Linked DNA regions of Homo sapiens: regions 1, 2 and 3 are each linked to region 4. Evidence: chromatin contacts called from ENCODE Hi-C or POLR2A ChIA-PET data. All regions are on one chromosome and are shown on one strand. The core of a region is the stretch at or near the end of the contact, and the rest is flanking DNA. Distances in the headings are between cores, read along the strand shown. Region 1 holds the start of PSTPIP1 (proline-serine-threonine phosphatase interacting protein 1). Region 2 holds the start of TSPAN3 (tetraspanin 3). Region 3 holds the start of RCN2 (reticulocalbin 2). Region 4 holds the start of ETFA (electron transfer flavoprotein subunit alpha).

Evidence for each region. A loop is a pair of places that touch in the nucleus more often than their neighbours do. ChIA-PET counts read pairs that join two places held with the same protein, here RNA polymerase II (POLR2A). Pooled maps may share reads with other maps.
Region 1: a pooled map shows a loop between it and region 4 (2.6-fold over the local background). The contact joins the promoter of PSTPIP1 here to the promoter of ETFA in region 4. A Hi-C loop is called at or near these places in 6 of 50 pooled maps. POLR2A ChIA-PET finds 5 or more read pairs at or near these places in 2 of 52 experiments (H1 and Panc1).
Region 2: a loop to region 4 is called in a pooled map, with 12 times the contacts of the local background. The contact joins the promoter of TSPAN3 here to the promoter of ETFA in region 4. A Hi-C loop is called at or near these places in 1 of 168 maps with a recorded cell type or tissue (CD4-positive, alpha-beta T cell) and 8 of 50 pooled maps. POLR2A ChIA-PET finds 5 or more read pairs at or near these places in 1 of 52 experiments (activated naive CD4-positive, alpha-beta T cell).
Region 3: a loop to region 4 is called in a pooled map, with 7 times the contacts of the local background. The contact joins the promoter of RCN2 here to the promoter of ETFA in region 4. A Hi-C loop is called at or near these places in 2 of 37 single-sample maps with no recorded cell type and 11 of 50 pooled maps. POLR2A ChIA-PET finds 5 or more read pairs at or near these places in 1 of 52 experiments (activated naive CD4-positive, alpha-beta T cell).

The regions. Positions count from the first base shown.
Region 1 is chr15:76,993,756-76,996,626 of GRCh38, reverse strand. PSTPIP1 (proline-serine-threonine phosphatase interacting protein 1) reads right to left here and starts at 1,501. Exons shown (of 15, transcript NM_003978.5): 1 at 1,018-1,501. The coding sequence starts at 1,053. RefSeq lists a silencer at 1,317-1,506 and an enhancer at 1,747-1,796.
Region 2 is chr15:77,069,586-77,072,433 of GRCh38, reverse strand. It overlaps TSPAN3 (tetraspanin 3), which reads left to right and starts at 1,325. Exons shown (of 7, transcript NM_005724.6): 1 at 1,325-1,542. The coding sequence starts at 1,480. RefSeq lists an enhancer at 959-1,018 and a silencer at 1,159-1,858.
Region 3 is chr15:76,930,462-76,933,232 of GRCh38, reverse strand. RCN2 (reticulocalbin 2) reads right to left here and starts at 1,484. Exons shown (of 7, transcript NM_002902.3): 1 at 1,248-1,484; 2 at 767-872. The coding sequence starts at 1,391. RefSeq lists a silencer at 1,042-1,791.
Region 4 is chr15:76,310,141-76,312,840 of GRCh38, reverse strand. ETFA (electron transfer flavoprotein subunit alpha) reads left to right here and starts at 1,372. Exons shown (of 12, transcript NM_000126.4): 1 at 1,372-1,491. The coding sequence starts at 1,453. RefSeq lists enhancers at 750-799, 860-909, 1,119-1,619, 1,620-2,120.

The sequences.
Region 1 (2,871 bases), core at 252-2,751, 680 kb before region 4:
GGCCGGAAGGGAAGGAAGGCCTGGCTCCATAGCTCTCATCCTCCTGGCTGCAGCCCCAGGAAAAGGCCCGGGGAGGGCAGGGCTGTTGGCTGGGGCTCAGCCGGCTGAGCCGAGGGCCAGAGCGTCCTCTTCGGGGTTGGAGGCAGCACCCCGGGACAGCCACATTCCCCAGCTCCAACCAGAGAGGTCTCAGTTTTTCCCCAGAGCCCTGGGCACAGCCAGAGCTGAGGGGCAGAGGGGTAGTTGAAGGACAGCTGGAAAAGTGCTGAGATGACCAGGGGTCCAAGCTGGGCTGCAGGCTACGTGGCCCGGGCCAAGCCACTTTACCTCTACCACTGGCTGGGCGCCCTTATTTCATGGGGGAAATGACTTGATTTAAGCCCGTGTTGAATTTAAGAAAGTAAGCAAGCCATTGCCCACCTGGCTGCCTCCTTGAAGGACCCCTAAGGTCTGCAAGGGACAAGGGGCTGGGTGAGGGGAACAGAATTACCATTTGGAGTGAGGCAAGGTGCTGGGGGCTTTAGTGCCTTGGATCCCCTTGCTGATCCAATGCTTTAGTTGGTGTGTTGATTTCTATTTTATCACCATTATATAGATGGAGAGACTGAGGCTTGGAGACAGAAATGACTTGCCCAGCCTGTAACAGAGCCAAGACCTGAACTCAAGTTTGTCTGGTCTCTAAATCTGTGACCCCTCCTTTGCTGCCCCACACATCCTCCTCAAGCCCCCACCCATGTGTTACCCTCTTCTGAGGAGCTCCTGCTGTGGGGAGAGGTCTCCCAGAGGAGAAAACACACGGGGCAGCAGAGAGGAGGACGCTCATTCACGGAGTCCACTTGCGTTCCAGTCCAGAAGGGGTGGGGGCCTGGGCCACCTCCATGACAATTAAGACCAAGAATCAACCACTATTTTATGAGAAAGCTCCCCTCTCGGAGCCGCATCCCATCACCTGCATGGAGATTTCAGCCTAGCTCTGCCCCCTCCACTTGTTCAGTGCCCCCAACCATCCTCACTCACCCAAAAGGCATCTTTGAACTGCAGCTGGGGCATCATCCTCAGGCGTCTGCCGCGGCAAAGCTCACTCTCCTGCCACAGGCTGGCCTGATGGAGGGCCAGGCGCCAGCAGCAGCGTCCCAGTCCTGGCAGGGCTGGCCCAGGCCCCCCTTCCCGGCCGGCGCCGTCTGCAACACTCAGAAGGCAGCCACGAGCCAGAGAGGAGCTTCTGAGGGGAGGAAAAAGCTCAACCTGTTTTGTTTGGGGCTAGAATCAGCAGCAAAATGAGGAAGGAGTGGAGCTCAGTGATGGGAGGGCGGGCCCTGGTGTCCAGCCCAGCCCCTCACCGACCCTGCGGTGATGGAGGACACAGTCTGGGACCCAGGGCAGGGAGCAGGGATGCCAGCCCTGGGTGGGAGGCAGTGGCCAGTGGAAGAGGCAGGCTGGAGCTCGGGCCGGGCCAGGCAGGCAGGCAGGCAGGCAGCCCGAGGCCTGCGCAGGAAGGTTTGTGCAACCTCCCCCGGGGCAGGCACAGGGCCCTCGCCCACAGGAAGTGGAGTTGCTGTGCTCCCCTGTGCAGCCCCGCCTGCCACCTGCCATCCTGCTCCTGCCTCTGCTTGCCCCCTCCCGAGGTGCGGGCTCACTTTATTCCAGAGGCCATATGCTAAGGGAGCTTGAGGCCCACTGACAGTGTGGCCAGGAGGGGCCCAGGAACCCCAGGTGTGTCACCCGCCAGCCAGTCCAGCACCCTTCCAGGCTGGGCCCAGAGATGCCAGACTCCCCACCCCGCACTAGCAAGTCATTCTGGAGGGGCTTACCCAGGTCTAGGGCATCTGTCATTCATCAAACCCTGGCTGCTCTGGGACCCAAACCAGGTCCTGCCCTCAAGGAGCCCATAGTCTGGGAGCAGACACAGCTGTGCTCTGGGGGGCTGTGAGCACACAGAGGCAAGGTGAGCAGGCAGCAAGATGAGGGAGAACAGCCTGAGGCCCCGGCACTGCCCCCACCACCACCACCGCCACCACCGCAAGTCTCCAGATTAGACGCTGTTTGGGGCAGAGAACCCCCTTCTGAAGATGGAGGCTTCCGGCTCAGTGAATGGGAATGGATGGAGAGAGAAACAGGATTATCAAGGCACAGAGTGGGGTGTTTGGAAACCCAGTCTGAGGCCCAGTTTTTGTTTAATTTTGACCCCACCTTTCAGGGGCTGAGGGACCTTAATAGACCCCCCAACTCGCTGAGCCTCAGCTTCCTCATCTGCCACACCCAGTCTTTGGAAAGTAGACGGTGTCGAGAATATTTCTGGAATTTCCAGTTTGGTGGGCAGGTGCTGGGGGCACTGTGTGGTACCACCTTAGGAAGAGCCCTGGACTAGAGCCCCAGCCCCAGCCCTGAGACGCCACGCCCTGCCGGCTCAGCAGAAGATGCAGCAGGAAGTCCTGAGCCCAGGGCAGGCTGGCAAAATGGGGTGAGTCAGGGATTGTCCGCAAATCACCACCCTCACTGATGTCTGCCTTACAGCTGACGGGGTGATAAGATGAGAGCTGCTGCAGATGAAATAGTTGAGCTCCCAAGTGCCCATTATGCATGCCCAGGGTTTAGAGAGAGGGGGCACACCCAGGCTCTGAAATAGCCACCCAAGAGGAAACACTTTGGGGAGGATTGCAGAGCAATGGGACTGCCCCCAGAAGGCCCTCACCTCCAGAAACCTTGGATTTGAGCTAATCTTTAATCTGTAAGGCGCCCCAGTCAGGTTTTTTGTTACTTGCAGCTGAAGACAATTAATAGTGTAAAAATCCCCTTGAACTTTGTAGGCCATAGAGTGAGCCAGGCTGCACCTCACCTCCCAATGGCACCACCACCTCTGATAGCACTGGC
Region 2 (2,848 bases), core at 76-2,575, 760 kb before region 4:
TCTCATCTTTGGGCTGTTCCCCTCACCTCCCTTGGGTCCCCTCCAATGTTCTCTCCTCAGAGAGGACTCCTCTCATCACTCTATTCCTTTCCTCTGAATTGTTTCCTAACACTACCTCATGTCATATACCCACTTGCCCGTTTGTTTATGGTCTGCCTCCTCTGCCCGAACGAATGTAAGCCATGGAAGGAAGGATACGTCTTGCTCACAGTGGAATATCCACCACCGACAACAGTGAGGCCCAGAGGGGACACGCGGCAAGTTTGATGAGTGAATAAATGGCTGTTGCTGCTGCTTGGTGTAAATGCACAGGATGCTGAGATTAACAGGTACTTCTGAGAGTGCCTGGGAAAGGTGATGAGTGGGGGAGATTGCATGAGAGCGAGCTGATAAAGACCAGTAAATGGAAATCCTTACGGGCGCGGTCAAGGAGGGAGTGCAGGATTATAATGGCAGGAAAGACAGCAAACAGAGGCAGTTTATTGTGTGACTGATGATGTGTTTTTTGCACTAGACCACTTACTATGTGTGGCTCTGGGCGAACTTCTTAACCTTTCTAAGCCTCAATTACCCGATCAGTAAAATGAGGCTGATAACCATAGTGCCTTCCATCCAGGGTTGTGGTGGGGGTTAAATGAACTAATGGAGCCTGGCACCGGGTGAGCACCCAATAATTAATTGCTATGACGGATTCAAGATTGGGGGAAGAATGTGAAATGTTGCAATGCAAAGAGATGTTTCTGTAATCGTTGCGAATCTTGGTCCAAAACTTACTACCCTGGAATAGAACTTGTTCCCAACCACTCACCCACACAAACATGTCTCTGCCTTGCTAACGCCATCACCAGCCTTTTCTCCTCTCTGACTCTTCTGAGGTCTAGCCCAGCGCCTGGTACAATAAGTTTCTCCATAAGTATTTGTTGTTTTTCTTTGCACTTCTCACCAACAGTGCTGCCAAGATTTTAACCTGGTCAGGAGAATCTGGTCAGGCAGAGATTAGTGTCTCCAACCTTCCTAGGGGAGAATGGGCTAGGTAGAAAGATAGCACTCAGAGGGCTCTGAATCATCTATAAGGGTGGCATAGTCATAGGAGGAGAGTGGGTTTGGTCCACCAGAACCTCCCTAGGGAGCCATCTGCGTCCAAGGGCGGCCAGAGGCCAAGAAAAGGCGCTGAGGCCTTGGCTCCTTTAAGAGGCGTGGCCTCACTGCAGCCTCCGCAGAGGCGATTGGCTGAAGCTACCGGCCGCGTGGGGCGGGACTCGGTTGCCAGGGAGCGGCGCGGGAGCCCTGAGGGGACTGCGGCGGCTGCGCGGAGGAGCGAGGCACTTGCTGGGGTCGGGGCTGCGCGACGGCGCAGGGGCTGCGGGGAGCGCCGCGCAGGCCGTGCAGTTCCTAGCGAGGAGGCGCCGCCGCCATTGCCGCTCTCTCGGTGAGCGCAGCCCCGCTCTCCGGGCCGGGCCTTCGCGGGCCACCGGCGCCATGGGCCAGTGCGGCATCACCTCCTCCAAGACCGTGCTGGTCTTTCTCAACCTCATCTTCTGGGTGAGCGGGGCCGGGCAGAGCGAGGGGCCGGCGGCGGGGCCGGGCGAGGCCGCGGCGGAGGCGCCCGTGGGGGCCGGGCTTGGGCCTGGGCGGGCGCGCGGGGGCCGCGCGCGGGCCCTCAGGCGGCTGAGGCGAGGGGAGGGCCGGGTGTGAGGCCGCTTCGCGAGGTCCCTGCCGGACCAAGCCGGGAGCCTGGGCGCGGAGGACAGCGAGGGGAGGCCTTCAGGGACTCCACGGCCTCCAGCCGGCGCCTCCGCGCTCGGCCCACGCGGGCTGGCTCCGTGCCAGGCGCCCCAGTCTCCCCCCCCCGGAGTCGCCGGCTGGACGGAGAGCGCTTATTGCAGACTGTAGCAGGACGTCGGGCTCGAAATAGGATCTTCGCCAGAGGCTCAGGTTCCGCGCTCTTTGTCGGGGCCTCGCAGACGAGTGGCCGTCCCGAGGCGGGCAGATCCGCGGGGACGCTGCGGAGCCGGGGCGGGGGTTCCACTTAACGCCCTTTGTGTGTGGAGAACCGGCTGACTGTCACCAGCCCAGAAAATGAAGGGTTTCAACTCGAGGAGCCAAATAATCCATTGACCAAGAACATCGGTCTATTTGTTTTGGTCATGGGGGTGACCAAACTGTGAGATTATAACTCTTGGTTAAATATATGATGGAGATGTCACAAGATTTTGAAAGTGATGAGTTCACTTTCAATAAAAGGTGGCTTATGAATTTTTAAGGGGTACACCCTCTTTGAAAGGAATGTTTATGTCATCTTAGTTTGGGTCCTTATCTCATCAGGGACTTTTATAGTAACCTAAGTTGTTCCTATCCGTCTCTCCACCCTCCAGCCCATCTGGACTTTGCACCCGGATAAATCTTTTAAAACGTTTCCTCTATCACATCACTTGATCTGAAAATAAGGAAAACAGAAGCTTCAGCGGTAGAATAAGGTTCAACTCCTTCCCCTGGTCTTGGAGCAGAAGTCCTCAGTCTGGTCCCAAATCACCTTGCCTCTCTGAACTTGTCATTTCCTTAAACACTTGAGTGCCCTGGACAGATTGCTCTGTCCACAGTCGCCAGAGCACTCCTTGAACATTCCGGTTAACCATACTGTGCCTCTTCCTCCTCCCCATTCAGCTCCTCCCTCCCACGCATACGCACACCTGTTCTGGAAAGAATCCTTTCCTCCTCCCCCGACCCCCCAACAAGGGATAAAACTTCATATCCTGACAGCTGTCTCATAAAAGGATGGTTATATGTTAAAAAGCACTTGCTACACACTTGTATTGCCAGAGTCCTTCGGGGCGTTTGTGTGTGAAGA
Region 3 (2,771 bases), core at 235-2,734, 620 kb before region 4:
GAGGACCCACTTGGAACGCTGACAGGGAACATCATTTGAATTGAACAATGGGGAGAGACAACTGCACAGCAATTTATTTAGAACATTCTTTTAATAGTCTGTGCATTTCATTTCTGACTAGAGAATTTACCTGAGAGCATCAGATTTTTTTTTTTAACTGAAGGATATTAAAACCTGAATTAAGAGCAGGATACCTGGATTCTAGTCCAGCTTTGCCACTTATTTGTAGAAGGCACTTATCCCTGTGCTTCATTTCTTCATCTCTACAAAGTGATGTGGACAAGATGATCCCAAGGCCCCTACCAGCTCTAACATTTTGGTATAATGTTATAATAAACGTAATTCACAGGCAACAGGTCTTTTTCTACTTGCTTAAAAAAAGAAGCAAATTCCTAAAATTTAAATGAAGCATATATCAAAAGAGCGATAAATCATTTACTGCCTTAAAGTTTTGGGGCATATTTCTCTAAAATAAATCATATTGTTGACACTAACAAAAGTCACGTGAGAAAGAGGGTGTCTCAAGGTGTGACTTCCACATAGAGTACAGGGTCAATGATGTTTATATATAACTGGAGAAAGCACCGAGTTTTACTTGGTTCTCAGTGTCTAAAGATTTGTAAGTATAAAGCCTATTCTCCATGTCCTTTTCTCCTTCTCACAGGACTTCCAACTTGGGACACTAGCAATCTATACATTCAGCAGACACCGCTGCTTAACATATTTGTGTTTGTCTCCATTGTTAGTCGTGTAGGGCAGTCCTTACTTTCAGTGAGAAAGCCATCTGAGTCCAAGTCGATTTTCTTTATGATCGCCTGCAGTCTTTTTTGCTGCTCTTCGTGGCCGAGTTTAACATATTCATCCACATCTTCCTTTAGGGGGAAGCGACACACAGGAGGGCCAAGCATTACTATCAGTGGGGCAAAATGGTGGAGAAAAACAGGGCTACTAGAAGACCCCCTTGCCAAAGGGTTTCGGGGTGACCCGCACCTGCACTTCAAGGCCCCTACCCCCTACACACCCTCCATGATCTGAGGGGTAGAAGGGATCCAGCTCTTGGGCCGTGCTATCTCCTCAGGCTTTCCAGGCCCCAGGACCCCCAGAGAGCGAGTGCCGCGCCGCCCGGCCCCCATTGTCAGGCCGCCCCTGCCAGGCCTCGCCCGGCCGCCCCCCTTTGTCCCGGGACAAAGCCCGCGGCAGCCGCGGTGCGAGGCCCGGCCCTCCCAGCACCGGCCTGGCCGCCTCACCTGGACGCCCAGCAGCGCCTCGCGGTCGTAGTCGCTGCGGCGCTCGCCCAGCGGGTAGTGCAGCTCCTCGGCCTTGCCGGCGCCGGCCGCGGCGGCGCACAGCAGCAGCAGCCCCAACGCCGCGGTCCTCGGGCCCAGCCGCATCGCGCCGGCCCGCGGAGGACACCGAGGGACGCGAGGAGGGAGGCTGGCGGGGGCCCGGGCCGGCTGCGATGCTCCGCGGGCGGCTACAGAGAGGCGGTGCGACGTACGTTGAGGGCGGAGGGAACGGGAGGCGGAACCTGCGGTGGCGGCCACAACGCCCATGGACGGGCTGGGGGCCGGTCCACCAATGCGGTGCGGAGGCGCGCCAGGAGGAGGCCTATATGGCCGGCGCGGAGTGGCGGGGCACCAGGCCGCGCCGCTGATTGGGCAGCGCGGCGCTGGGGGCGGGCCGCCGCGATGTCGGGGTCAGCGGCCGCCCAGAGAGCTCCAGGAGCCATGCTGGGACTGCAGAGAGGGTAGACCTCTACGACCCGCGCCTTGTCGTTCCCCCGAAACGCTTCTAAAAGCACGCCCCCACCCCACTCCTGCCCACTCCTGGTCCACTCCATGTGCCCCTCCTACCGTCCATCAATGAGAGAGGCTGGAGGTTTCTGAGACAACAATACAATATCGAAAAAATTATTGCCTGAGGAATCGGCCAACAGTATTCTTTCTCAGTCTTCAATGTATCTATTTTATGAGAGTAGGACGTACAAACTCAGGAAGTGCAGCCAGATGCTTGTATCTGATGCTCAATTTCGTGATTTACAAGTTAATGTGAACTTGCTCAAATTTCTTGACCCCTGAAAACTTGTTTGCTCATCTATAAAATGAGCATAGTAATAAGACTACCTTAAAGAATTGTCGTGAAGATTAAATAATGTAATGGGTTTAGAACAATAGCTGGCACATAAGGTGAAGTGTTCAGTGAAGGTAGGCTTTCATCCATACAAGTAGAAAAACGAAAGATGATTGCACAGAAGGAATAGCTTAGTAAGTACCTAGCAAAACCTTTAGGGACAGAATGCATATACACATGGCTTCTATTCCATGTCTATTCACAGGTTTATGTAATTTCTCCACCTCAACCTGAACACATTAAACTCTAAGAAATTTGTAGGCTGCACCTTGAACCCTTTTCTTTATTGATTGCGCCACTTAGGATCAGGCCTTTCACAGAGAAGAAAAGGCTTTCTGGGTCCTCTTTCATTTCTCTCAGTCTCTATTTGGATTGGGAGCAAGAATTCTGTTCCAAACTGCAAAACTGGGTGGGCACAAGTCGCAGAAATTTCCTGGGTCGGGTTGAAATTTATGGTTTGGTCACAAACCATTGAAAGATTCACAGAGCAAAGTGTAAGTTCAATCTTTCCAATGTTATAAAGATCAACGAAGAACAAAGTTTTAAATTTCAGAATATAAATAAAAGCAAATTTTAGAGTTGATTTCATTAAACTAAAAAGAAAACCCTTTATTGCTGGATTTTAATTTTCACTTCCATTC
Region 4 (2,700 bases), core at 123-2,622:
GTACGCCACGCGGGTAACAAGAGAAGGCCATTTCAGGCAGAGGGAAGAGCCAGAGTGCAAAACTCTGAGAGGAGCAGGCTTGTGTGCTCAAGAAGGCCTATGTATCTGGGGAACAGTGAGAGAAGAGGGCAGTGGGAGGAGAGGGAGCCACCATAGGGCTTTGAGCAGAGGTCATGATCAGTCCATCAGTTTGGAGAAGAGGCTTCTGGAAACATGGGCAGAAACAGAAAGACCAGTTAGGAGGCTTTGCAATGATCCAGGCGAGAGAGGACAGGGTCCTGAGTGAAGGTGATACCAGCAGAGGAGCAAAGGGGTGTTGGAGGATATTGCTGGATTCTGGTTATCTTTTGAAGGTAGAGTCAACGGGATTTGTTGATAGACTAGATAACATTGGAAAGGTAGGTTGTTGCTGAATTGGGAATTGAGACAATTTCTGAACATACCACTTCCCTCTTAAAAATTTCGTGTTAAAGTCCAGACTCATTAGCAGTCATTTATTCATTTGCTTATTCATTCAACACATACTGATTGAATGCCTAGTATGGACCAGGCATTGTGCTAGGTGTTGCAGGTAGACACAAAATTTAAAAGTAGGGCATACTGGCCGGGCGCGGTGGCTCACGCCTGTAATCCCAGCACTTTGGGAGTCCGAGGCGGGCGGATCACGAGGTCAGGAGATCGAGACCATCCTGCCTAACACTGTGAAACCCCGTCTCTACTAAAAATACAAAAAAATTAGCTGGGCGTGGTGGCGGGCGCCTGTAGTCCCAGCTACTCGGGAGGCTGAGGCAGAAGAATGGAGTGAACCCGGGAGGCGGAGCTTTCAGTGAGCTGAGCTCGCGCCACTGCACTCCAGCCAGGGTGACAGAGGGAGACTCTCTCTCTCTCAAAAAAAAAAAAAAAAAAAAGGGCATACTTTCTGCCCTTACAGATCTTCAGTCAGATGGGTGACACAGACAAGTACTTAGGTTATTACAACCCATGTGACAATTGCTACCATGGGGAAATACAGGGGGAAATAGGGGCATATAGGAAAGGTATCTAATTGGAATTGGCAAGGCTCCACTCGTACCTTACCCCGAGGTCAGCTCAGTTTTGAAGTTCACTCTAGCAGTGCTGACCATTGCGGGGCTGTGAGACAGTACAGTCTGAGCTCGGTCATCAGCGGGTGGCCAGCTTTGTCTCTGCCGCTCCGCGGCCCGGGCTTACTCGAAGGTCCCCGGGGAATAGCCTCACCTTTGCCCCACTTCCCAGTCTAGCCCCTAACTTCCCGCCGTCTATTGGCTGCGCAGCCGCCCAATGGGCAGGCGGAAACCGCGGGCTCGTGCTCCCGGCCTAGGGCGTCTTATCTCGTTCGCGCGTCTCGCGAGCATTAGGTGACTGGCTGAGGCGGCGCCAGTTGGCCGGGCACGGGGCTGCTGTAAGGCCGAGGTTGCGGCGGAAGCGGAGACCATGTTCCGAGCGGCGGCTCCGGGGCAGCTCCGGCGGGCGGTGAGTCCGGACTGGGAAGGCGAACCCAGGGACGGCCCCCCGTCAACCCGCCGTCCCTATGGGGTCTTGCAAAGATCACTGGCCCCCTCAGATTCGACCAGCCCTCGCGCCCGCAGGCCGGTCCCCGCCTGGGACTTGGGTCCAAAGTTCTGGGGCCTACCCTGGACTCCCTGCGGAACGCCAGTTCGGGGCAGAAGTCAGAGGTTTGGGGTCAGGGTGACCCCGAATGATGTGAATTTGCGCGTCTGCTGCCCCTTCTTCTGGCCCACTCTCTGCCCTGCCGTTTCCCACCTTTGTCGGTCACTCTGGGCACTTTCGGGCCGCCAGGTCCTCCACACTTGCTCCACACCCGAGGGAGCAAAATGTCACCGGGGAATGCCCTGTTGGGGAAAGTTTCAAACCTAGATTCCTCCCGGAGGCCGGCATTTCTGGAAGAATTAAACACTTTGGGCGCATCGTGGCTACTCCGACCCACTCACTGTCAAGGGCGGGGGTGGGGTGGGGTGGGAGGCTGCGTGGCCAGTTATGGAAGCTGGTTCTGCTTTCTGGTTTATGGAGCAGGGCTGAATTTAGGTGATTGTATTTGTAAAACCTGCGATCCGATTTGACAGCTTTAGCCAGTTTTGAAAGGCAGACGTCTTTTTATATGCTTCAGGCTGACCTGCTTTTAACCAGCAGATTGTAGATTAGGTTAACTGGTGACAGTGGTACATTTTCAGTGTTTCATTAGTGACAAACCACATTTCTCTCTTCTGTTGTGAGAAGGACTGATAGGAAACATATTTTCCTTCTCATGCTGTGGGAAAGGAGTATTTGGAGACTGACCAGTCACAAGTCAAGTAACAATAATTTATATTGTGGATTGTGTAGTTTTCCTAGTTTACATTTAGGTGAAATGAGAAACAAGATTGGTAAACTTGGGTCAGAAACTTACCTGATGGTTTGTACCTTTTCTCCTTTTTTTTTTTTTTTTTTTTTTTCTGGGCATGGATATTTTCCCATCCACTCCTGGGATTTTTCTCTCTGAGGCATAGCTGGAGCTCTTTCTAGATGTCTGTAGACATTAGACTTTTGTTTGTTTGTTTGTTTGTTTGTTTAAGAGACAAGGTCTGGCTCTGTTTCCCATGCTGGAGTGGAGTGCAGTGGCACGATATGGGCTCACTGCAACCGTCGCCTCCCAGGTTCAAGCGATTCTCCCACCTCAGCTTC